Regions from separate parts of the Homo sapiens genome. Here region 2 is linked to region 1. A link is a loop called in an ENCODE intact Hi-C map of the cell type or tissue named here. Cell type or tissue: PC-9. All regions are shown on one strand. Each heading gives the region's core, and the rest is flanking DNA. Links, peaks and the distances in the headings are about the cores only.

The links. Peaks named below come from ENCODE experiments on the same cell type or tissue, not always from the same donor. Only the 100,000 strongest peaks of a DNase experiment are listed, where the experiment ranks them.
Region 2: a loop joins it to region 1, with 8 times the contacts of the local background. A loop is called at or near these places in 2 of 110 quality-filtered maps.

Annotation. Positions count from the first base shown.
Region 1 is chr3:149,390,853-149,396,234 of GRCh38, forward strand. LOC105374151 (a long non-coding RNA gene) reads right to left here. Exons shown (of 3, transcript XR_924574.3): 3 at 2,560-2,749. Among named protein-coding and RNA genes, the nearest start is that of TM4SF1-AS1, 16 kb to the left of the region's middle. In PC-9, for the core only: a CTCF peak has its summit at 2,713 (motif pointing right); a DNase peak (open chromatin) is centred at 5,179; H3K27ac peaks cover 2,898 bases.
Region 2 is chr3:149,510,011-149,515,392 of GRCh38, forward strand. No RefSeq gene overlaps it. Among named protein-coding and RNA genes, the nearest start is that of TM4SF4, 38 kb to the left of the region's middle. RefSeq lists a silencer at 2,457-2,556. In PC-9, for the core only: CTCF peaks have their summits at 2,454 (motif pointing right) and 2,658; DNase peaks (open chromatin) are centred at 1,351 and 2,481; H3K27ac peaks cover 862 bases.

The DNA.
Region 1 (5,382 bases), core at 182-5,181:
CCTTGGATTGGTGTGCAGTAAATTTGGTGTGACAACAATGTTGTCATTGGTAGACCCTGATGAGACACAGTCCAGCTCTCTTTCTGGCCTGAGGCCCTTGTTCCTCCTCCTGCTGACAGCGTGCTATGAGTGTTAGCCATCCACAGCCCAGACTCTCTCAGGGACTGCCCTCTGCCTAAGGAAGCTGCGTCACCCAAGCCATGGCCCCTCCCTGAGGAGAAGCCATCTCTAACCACTGAGGAGGCGGACTATACCTGGCTTCCTTGCCTCAAGTGACAAACTCGGTAGGGCCATCCTAGCTCCACAGCTGTCTGTGGGGTTGGCCGAGGCCTCCGTTGAACTGCATCAGAGTTCATCTGCTGCCCAGCCCTGCTTCTCTCACTCCTCTCCCCTCATAGGGATGATCCTGAGGGCACTCCCTGAGAGACAACCTGCAAGCTCATCTCCACCCACAATCTGTTTCCCAGGGAAGCCCGTAGTCAGCACATGCCTTCTCCAAACCCATCAACTCACCTCCCGAACCCCAGGCTGCCCGACGACATTGCTGCTGCTTCCTATGGAATGCAGACAGGAACATTTCTGATCCATAAGGAACATGAATTTTTAAATTCCGATTAAAAAAAATCCCAACACATGTATAGGGCCTAAAAGAAATGAGTTAGTTCAACTCCCTACTGCCAAATTTGGCAAAAAAAAAAAAAAAAAAAAACCAACAAAACAAAAGGGTATTTCTCAGACCCTCTTGTGATACAATGTCCCTTTTCAGGACAAATTGATGTTTAATGATTTTGTTTACTTAAAAAAAATTTAACATATACAAAATTAGAATAATATAAAGCCCCATCGATTTCCCTCACCTGGCTCCAACAATTATCCGTGACCAATCTATCTGCTTTGATACCTCAACTATTCCCACATTATTTGAAGCATATTCCAGATATAGTATTATTTCATCTGTTTTTTAGTATCTTTAGAAGAGAATGAACACTTTGAAAAAACATAATCCTCATAGCATTATGTAAAATATTACAAATTAGTAAAACAAGTTCTTTAATATCATCAAATATCCTTTCAGTGTTGAAATTTCCAGTTGTTTCGTAAATATTATAAAAGTTGCTTTGTTTATACAGTTTGTATATCTGAATCAAAATCCAAATAAGGTCTGCGTATCATGATTGGTTGATAGTCTCTGAAGTTTCCCCTCCACCTACCTCTTTTTCTCTCCCTTTCAGTTGCTTTGTTGAAGAAAGCTGTAGAGTTTCCCGCAGTCCACAGACTGGAAACCTCTTCTATTGCTTAACACGCCAATTGGCCGTTGGACCTGGACACTTCATCAGATTCAAAGTTTTTTGGTTCTTTTTTTTTTTTCCTGTATTTGGCAAAACCACTTTTTATGTGGGATTGCGCTTTTTCATTAGGATGCACCTAAGGCCAAGTTGTTTTCCTTTTGGTAAAGCTCACAGCTGTGGGTGGCCAATGCCTGGGTATAATCATTCATTAGGAATTATGAATTTTCTCATTCTGTTTTAATTTATTAGCTGGATTACTTTTTATGAAAGGAAACTTCTCCTTGTCTATTATTTGATGACCTGGAGACTCAGTTTGCATTAAAAAGTTAGAATAGGGCCGGGTGCCCTGTAATCCCAGCACTTTGGGAGGCCAAGGTGGGCAGATCACCTGAGGTCGGGAGTTTGAGACCAGCCTGACCAACATGGAGAAACCTTGTGTCTACTAAAAATACAAAATTAGCCGGGAGTGGTGGTGCATGCCTGTAATCCCAGCTACTTGGGAGGCTGAGGCAGGAGAATTGCTTTAACCCGGGAGGAGGAGGTTGCAGTGAGCCGAGATCGCACCATTGCACTCCAGCCTAGGCAACAAGAGCAAAACTCTGTCTCAAAAAAAAAAAAAAAAGTTACAATAAATGCTAGATTCTTTGCCTGGATTTACCAATTTTTAAAATAATTTGTTAGTTCCCCATCATCTACCCAGTATGACCAATTAATTTTCATTTTGTTTAACATTAGTATGAACTTTATGCATTCATAATGTATTTCATCATAGCCATTGCAGTTATTATCTTTATTGATGCTTAAGTTGCTCTGTCTTTGGTCAGTAGAAGCCTCTTCAAGTTAGTTCATGAGTCCTTTTGCCATGGCCCTAGTCATCTTCGTACCTTTCTTGCTATGTGGTATTAATAAGAGGTGCCAGGCTCATCTTGTACATTTCCTGCCCGAGACCTGCACTCAGTCATTTCTCTAAGAAGTCCTGGTTCTTTTTGAATAGTATTTCAAAACCATCATATAGGCTCAAGGAGGAGTGCCCCGTAATTTTTTTAACTTTTATTTGAAATTTTATCATGTATATTTATTATTTTATTTATTCCACACAAATTATACATAAGTACACAGGTGAAAAAAAAGTCAAAGTAAAAAATTTTCCCACGCCTTTCCCATGCTACTTCCTCTGCCAGAGATAACTATAGTTAGCAATTTGTTGTGAATTCTTCTAGAGTTTTTCTTAGATAGTATTGTTACCTAAATAAGACTAAGGCACTTAAGATTCCAGATTATATTTTAATCTATTTGGAATATTCAAAGAAACAGAAGTCTGAGAGAAAAATATAATGGACTGCAATTTAAATCTTCTTTGGGATCAACAGCCAGAGCCTCCGCATTGCCAACTCCAGGGGGTGCTGTGTACATTCAGGTCTCTGTGACTGATGTCCCCTGGCGTTTGCAACACAGCAAACCTGCTAACAAACCAATAGTACAATGAGCAAGGGGTATGAACACACAGAAAAGAAGATGGTTCATAAATATATGAAAAGATGTTCAAATTTGCTTTTGACAAGAGAGTGCAAAATAAAACCACCAAAATATTATTTTTCATCTCTCGGATTGGCAAGGATTAAAATGCTTGTTAACATACCCTTATTCAGTGTTGGTAGAACGACTGCATTTTCAGCAGTTTGGCAATATGTATTCAATTATAAATTTATTTGCAGTTGCTAATTTAAAACACTTCTAAAAATATACCCTACACATACACTTGAGTGTTTGGGAAATGATGTATGTATAAGGCAGGGTTTCTTAACTCTAAGTAAAATTTGTCATTTCCTTTAATTATGAAAGCAAGCAGGAAACCATGATAGTATCAGCCTATGCCTTTGTTACCAATAAAATCACAGATATTTTACATCACATTACAATTGTTGCAGATATTTTGAAACAGCATTTATGCTCACTCATATTTTGAAATTACAAGAATTTGATCCACTGCTAGATCTTATTAAGTTTTAATAAATAAGTACATATATTTCTAAATAAATGTTTATATAAAGAATATTTTGATACCTATATATCAGCATAATTGGTTTCCTTTTAATCCTGAGAATTTTGCATGCACTTGAAAATATTTTATTAAGAAGAAATTAATAGGCTTCACCAGACTGCCAAAGGGGTTCATGACACAAAATAAATTAAAAATTTACAGCATCGTGTATATAATAGCAAATGATCAAAGCAACCAAAAGTGGAAACTGACCAAAAACCATTTGTACCTTGCTATAGTGAATACTCTGCAGCTGAAAAAAAAAAGGAATGAAGAATCTGCCTAATAAAATGAAACAATATCCAAGATATTTTACAGAGAGTAAAGCAGGATACAAAATAATTTATGTAGCAAGCTGCTACTTGTTTAAAAAAAATGAAAGAGAGAGTGAATATATACAAATGTCTGTTTGCTTGTATGTGCATAAAATAGCTCTGGAGGACACACAGTAAACTGATAATATTGGTGGCTTCTGGGGATGAGAACTGGGTGGTTTGGGGCTGGAGTGTTATGGAGACTTTTTCCTGATAAAACCTACAGGACCTTTAAAAATTTTGAACCTTGCAAAAGTATAATCTATTCAAAAATTAAATTTAAAAAAGGGAACACTTAAGAACTCCTTACTGGAGTCTGTACAGGAGATTCATACATAGCCCCAAGGCAACACCTGGTCGAGTCCTGTCTCTCCTCCTCTGTGGAGCCTCAGCCTGCTCTGCAGCAAGCCTTGTAGCTTCTATGCCCTCAATCTCCTATTCTGAACCCCCAATCATAACTTTCTCTCTAAGGCTTCTTTGGCTCTTGCCTTTTCCAACACCTTTAGCATTTTCTCATTAGCCTAGTCTAATGCAGAACAAGCGCACTCCAGCCCTGTCTCTCTATTTTTGCTGCACACAAATTGTTACAAGTCAACTAGGCATTGGTGGAACTGTTCTTAATGGGCAATGAAGTATGTGAATATTCACAAGTTTTTTGTTTCAAATATTTTTTATGTTTTCATAATATAATTATTTTAAAATAAAATCCTATTCATAGAATGAGGGTAAATTTTTAGTTTGTTGGTCACAAGTGGGGCCTAATCACTACTAGTTGTAAGAGGTCATAAATATTATGGGATTAGATCACTGAAATATTTCATCTTCCCAAAACTCCTCTGATAAATTTTCCACTCTTTCAAAAATGAAGCCAAGTTTCAGCACAGTACAGTGATGACCACCCTTGTCCAATACATCTTTGGCAATATAGGGTAAATTTATACTATAAAAGTAAAATATTTTGAAGAAAACGTTAATGCCAAGCCCTGAGTGATGATACTAGCATGAGTAATGATTGCCAAAATTATGCAAGTTTCAAAACAAATTTAAGCAGGGTTTATAAATATTTGTTTAGAGCCTTATAACAAATGCTGACTCTTCTTGAGATTTGTGTCAGCAGAAGGAAGCCTGCTATATTTTTGGAAAATATTTTGTTTAAAAGGTTCTTTGTATGATCAACAAAACTATAGCAAGGTCTTTCCAAAAGAATCTGCATGAACAAATAATTTAAAATTAAAATATAACCTTATTATTTTTACGGCGGACTCTGGGAAAATATCTGAGTTCTCAACAGAAACTGCCAGTTTGTTGTTGAGTGAGAGATGTGTTTTCTTTGGAGTCATGAACAGGATGAAGAAAACTGGGACAACTGCCAAGACTGGGCTTTGGGTATCTCCATGCTGCAGAACAGAACAGGGCAGCCAGTGGATGTGGTGGGGGTGGGATTTAGAGAGGAGAGGGATAAAATTTCCTGTGGCTTCTGAAGAGCTGAATAACAAGGTCAGTTATTAAGAAAGGAATAACTGGTATTTCCAGCTTCTTTTCTCATCCATGACACCTAGTACAAAAGTTTTCCCAGATTGCGTTCACAAAGGAGGGGCATGGAGGTTAAGTCTTCGGAGTTGAAGACACAGAAGCTACCCAATTTAAGGAAACATTTGATTTTCCTCAGGCTAGGAGTGGGGAGTGTGCACAGGAATCAGGCAGGTTTCTGGAAGGGCCTTGGCTTCTTCATACACGT
Region 2 (5,382 bases), core at 302-5,301, 120 kb after region 1:
TGGAGTTGTCATAAGTAGCCTGGGGCCAGGCGCAGTGGCTCATGCCTGTAATCCTAGCACTTTGGGAGGTTGAGGCAGGAGGATCACTTGAGCCCAGGAGTTCGAGGCTGCAGTGAGCTATGACTGCACCAGTGTACTACAGCCTGAGCAACAGAACAAGATCCTGTCTCTAAAAGGAAGAAGAAGAAGGAGGAGGAGGAGGAGGAGAGAAAAGTAGCCTGGGTCTACAGAGCTTAGCTCCTTTGCAGAGCTTTTAAAAATCCCAGTGTCCATTCCCGCCCCACTTCCAGGTATATTAATTTAATTAAGTGAGTTTGGAGGCCAGGCATCAGACATCAGTCCTTTTTATTTTTAACTCACCAGGTGATTCTAATAAGGAAGCAGGTTGGAGAACTGTTCTGGAGTGTTTTCAAACTCGAGTCCTGGGGGGTTTGCTAAACACAGAGTGCCAGCTCCCACCCCAGAGTTGCTGATTCAGTAGGCTTGGGGGTCGAGTATTGCTTCTTTTTTTTTCTTTCTTTTCTTTTCTTTCTTTTCCTTTCTTTTTCTTTTTCTTTAGCTGTCTTTCTCTTTCTTTCCCTCCCTCCTCTTCTTTCCTTCCTTCCTTCTTTTCCCTCCCTCTTTCTTTCTTTCCTTCTTTCTTTCTTTCCTTCCTTCCTTTCCTTCTTTCTTTTCTTTCTTTCTCTCTTCCTCTCTCTCTTTCTTTCTCTCTCTCTCTCTTTCTTTCTTTCTTTTCTTTCTTTCTTTCTTCCTCTTTCTTTTTTGACAGTTTCTCTTTTGTTGCCCAAGCTGGAATGCAATGGTGCTATCTCCATTCACTGCAACCTCCGCCTCATGAGTTCAAGTGATTCTCCTGCCTCAGCCTCCCGAGTAGCGGGATTACAGGTGCACACCACCACGCCCGGCTAATTTTTTGTATTTTTAGTAGAAACAGGGTTTCACCGTGTTAGCCAGCTGGTCTTGAACTCCTGACCTCAGGTGATCCACTTGCCTTGGCCTCCCAAAGTGTTGGGATTACAGGTGTGAGCCACTGCACCCAGCCTCCTTCTTTTTGTAGAGATGGGGCCTTGCTGTGTTGCCCAGGCTGGTCTCCTATCTTGGCCTCAAGCTATCCTCCTACACTGGCCTCCTAAATGCTGGGATTACAGACCTACCCCACCATGCCCTGCTGGACGTTTCTATTAAGTTCCTTAATGATGCTAATGCTGCCAGCCCAGATTCCACACTTTGAGAACTGCAGAAGTGTTTACACTCTCTTAAATAGTACCTACGGTCACATGAATTATTTTTTCCCAGCCTTGGAGAGCCTGAAGATTTCATCGCATTCTTAAAGATCCATGACCCCAGAAAAATTAAGAGCCAGATTAGAGTCTAATTATGCATTGAAAGCTTTTTCTAGGCAGGGTTTCACAGGAGATGATTTTGCAACTGGTTCAGTCTTGGAGTAGTCCCAAGGGTGTATATTTGTGTTTGCTTAAGCACCTGGGCATTGCAGGCTATATGATGCCAACACCCTTACCAGTCCACACTCAGTTTCCTACCAAGAAATTGCAATACTAGGAGCATCAGCTTGGTAAAGAGAGTAAACATGACAACTTTTCCCAGCATCAAATGTGAATATTGTGGAGAGGTAGAAAAACAGGGAGAGGGGAAGAAAGAGAATTCCCGTGATGCTATTGAAGCAGAAATAAAACCTCTGCAGATAATCCTGCTGCCTATTGATGTTGGGGCCACAAACTTGGGAAAATGAATGTTGTGCCATCATAATCACCCTAAGGATCAGTTACATAACATTTAATCATAAATTATACTCATCCAAAATGTGGCATGGGAAGTTCATATGTAAACTTTAATGTATTTTTTTATTCTTTAAAAATTTCCATTTTTGTGAATGTTTTATAATGTACACAATACACTAGAACAGTCATTTTGTATTTAATTTATAACATTAAAAAATAAACAAGCAAACATACATACATCGGGGCTCCATGATGAAAAAAAAAATTGGAGATTACTCCTTAGGTGTCAAACTTGACTGCACCAGAATCACATGGAAGCTCACCGAACAAATGCAGAGTCTCAGACCTCAGTCTCTTTCAGGTTCAGGAGGTCTGAGAAATTCACAGTTACACCAACAACTTGGGAAATTCTAAGGCAGGTGAGCCATTGACTCTACTGTGAACCCTGCTCTGAAAATGACTTTAGTTTTTTTTGTTTTTTTTTCTCTTTGTACTTAATAACTTTATTCTGACTCAAAAGCCATAGAACTCCTCACCAAAGGACACATAGGTCAGTGCAAAGAAGGAAACAAACACGTCTGTATTCTGCATGTCTTTCTCCTTCCCCCTTCAGCAATGCCCCATCCTATTCCCAGCCCTGGTCGGCTGCACCCCCTGAGCCAGGCTCTGGTCACTCACTACACCATGACAAAGCCACCTGCCGCCTGCTAATGGTGACTCGGCTCAGCCATTAGAGGGCAGCAGATAACAGGTCACTAAGCAGATAATTTCTCCGCGAGCAGGTTTGCCCATCTTTCTAAATAATCCAATTTTTCTTGAATATTTTCTCATCAAGGAACATTTTCCAAAAACCTCATAAATGCAAGTCATGGAAGTGACAGCAAACAAGCCCAAGATTGCACTGTCCAAAGGAAAGGTTTCCGTGTTAGGCATGGCTCAAGGTGCTAGGTACAAAGCAAACAAAATCCCTGCTCTCATGCAGCTGACAAGTTAATGGGGGACAATCGAAAAGTAAGTTATCTCTCACTGTTAGATGGTGGTAAACGCTGCGGAGAAAGACATGGCCTGGGCCAAGAGAAGGAAAAGCTCAAAGAAGGGAATGAATATTTATTGACCATCTATGAACGACTGGTTTTCACATAAGTCACTTCTCTTCATCTTCACCACTCTCTCATTGTACCCCTCCCTTTTTTATTATGCCAATTTTACATGTAAAGAAACTGAAGTTCCCACCGGGCACGGTGGCTCACACCTGTAATCCCATCACTTTGGGAGACCGAGGCGGGCGGATCACCTGAGGTCGGGAGTTCGAGACCAGCCTGACCAACATGGTGAAACCCTGTCTCTACTAAAAATATAAAATTAGCTGGGCCTGGTGGTACATGCCTGTAATCCCAGCTACTCCAGAGGCTGAGGCAGGAGAATCACTTGAACCCAGGAGGCGGAGGTTGCGGTGAGAGAAGATCATGGCCATTGCACTCCAGCCTGGGCAACAAGAACAAAACTCCATCTCAAAAAAAAAAAAAAAAAAGAAAGAAAGAAACTTAAGTTCTGAGACTTTAAGAAACTTGGCTAAGGCCACGGCATTAATGAATACCTGCACAGTACTGAACTTCTTAACTTGTTGTCATAATGAAGCCCAGCGCGAATTGTAAAGGAGACTGCCCACACATGCATTTTACTAGTGCTCACACACCTCACCTTCTCCAGGACTCAATATGCTACGTGGAATGTGCCGGGCCTCCTCTTCCCCAATTAATGTTTCACCCTTATTTTGGTACTCTGAAACTCTTATTTTGCTCTATGCTAATCCCATAAATTGGTTCTCATTCTAGAGTGCAGACAGTAATGACTGTTAACTTCTGCTAAGCCCACAAATTAGTTTTCTCCATTTGTAGCCCAATTGATCACATTATCATTCCCCAGGGAAGATATTTGGTGGAGGTGGGGGGCTTTTTCTGGAAAGAGTACTCTAATCCTAATGGTAGAAGTGTCAGCTTTTCTGATTGGGTAGTGAGAAATATGCTTTGTAATTTGGCTTGCTGAAGTTATGCCATTTATAAAGGTTAGAGTCAGAGTTAAAATATCAGTTTCTCAACCTCCTGTCTGTTATAGCTATCAGACTCAGAAGTGCTTTAAGAAAAGGAGTGTGGGCCGGGTGCAGGGGCTCACGCTTATAATCCCAGAACTTTGGGAGTCCAAGGCGGGCGGATCACGAGGTCAGGAGTTTGAGACCAGCCTGGCCAACACAGTGAAACGCCATCTCTACTAAAAATACAAGAATTAGCTGGACGTGGTGGCAGGTGCCTGTAATCCCAGCTACTTGGGAGGCTGAGGAAGGAGAATCACTTGAACCCAGGAGGCAGAGGTTGCAGTGAGCTGAGCTGAGCTAATGCCACTGCACTCCAGCCTGGGCCGTAGAGCTAGACTCCATCTCCAAAAAAAAAAAAAAAAAAAATAGAAAAAAAAGAGTGTGTGTTTGTGTACATGAACAAATGTAGAACATTCGTTCAAACACTAAGGAAGAAGATAGAATGGGAGAGTTTTAGACCATAGCAAAGGGAGGCTTTTATAGGTAAAGAGAATAAAGAATGAGACCTAAAAAGCTTAAGCAGATCTCAGGAGATTACAATTGTATCTATTATTTCTGATAGTGCTGGCATTAGTGCCTGACTTCCAAGACTGAGGTTACTGAGGGTTTCGTTTGTTTGTCTACTCATCTTCAGATCTCATTTCTGAGAAAGCTGAGAAAAGAGATGGAATCGAAAGACTTAGAATTATAAAGATGTCAATTCTGCCTACCTGACTCTTAAAGTGTAATCCTATTCCAATAAAAATACACACACATATAGGAAGTAATGACGCCTAGCTCCAGAACACAGTAGGTTGTCAGCATATATTGTTTCCCTTCCATTTCTCCTCCTGTGCCTTTGTTTACCAGTTTTCCATTCCCAGAAGTCTCTGCCTTGGCTTCCCTGATGTTACCTCACCACCAAGCCCCAAATGATCTTTCTCTCCTAATCTTTATTAGCATTAACTTTGTGCTAAATACACAGTAGTATATAAGCTTTGTGGAGGCAGAGGCCATGGTTTCAATTCCTTCCTATGCTCATAGTACCAAATAGATCCTTGTACAAGGAGAGGGCCGCCAACTCCTCTCCATTTTGGTTCATCTTCACTTTTTCACTTGTTTTCTTTAAGTCACTCTACTATTAAAAATCTTCCTGTGGCTTCTATTGTATAGGATAAACTCCAACTCTGACTCAAAGCATACAAACTTTTTCACGGATTACTCTCCATCAACCTTGTTCGGTCTCAGCTCCCACCTTATTGCCCTCACACTCTCGCTCTCCAGGGCCATAGACCTTCTTGTCACTCCTCTTTTAAAATTCTGTGCTTTCGGGTAGGCTGTCTCCTTTACCTGAAATGCCTGGGAAACTCCTTGGTGAATAAGGCTCAGACATCGGGACCTATTTGCGACTGTTCACAACTCTTTTCCTTCTCTACCTTGAGCTCCTATAACTCTTTGTCCCATAATGTATGGCCCCGATTAAACCATGGGGTTGAGTTTTCTTCATCCTTGTTTTTCCTATGACTATTTAGTGCCTTCAACATGCCAGAAACTCAGCAAGTACTTACTGAC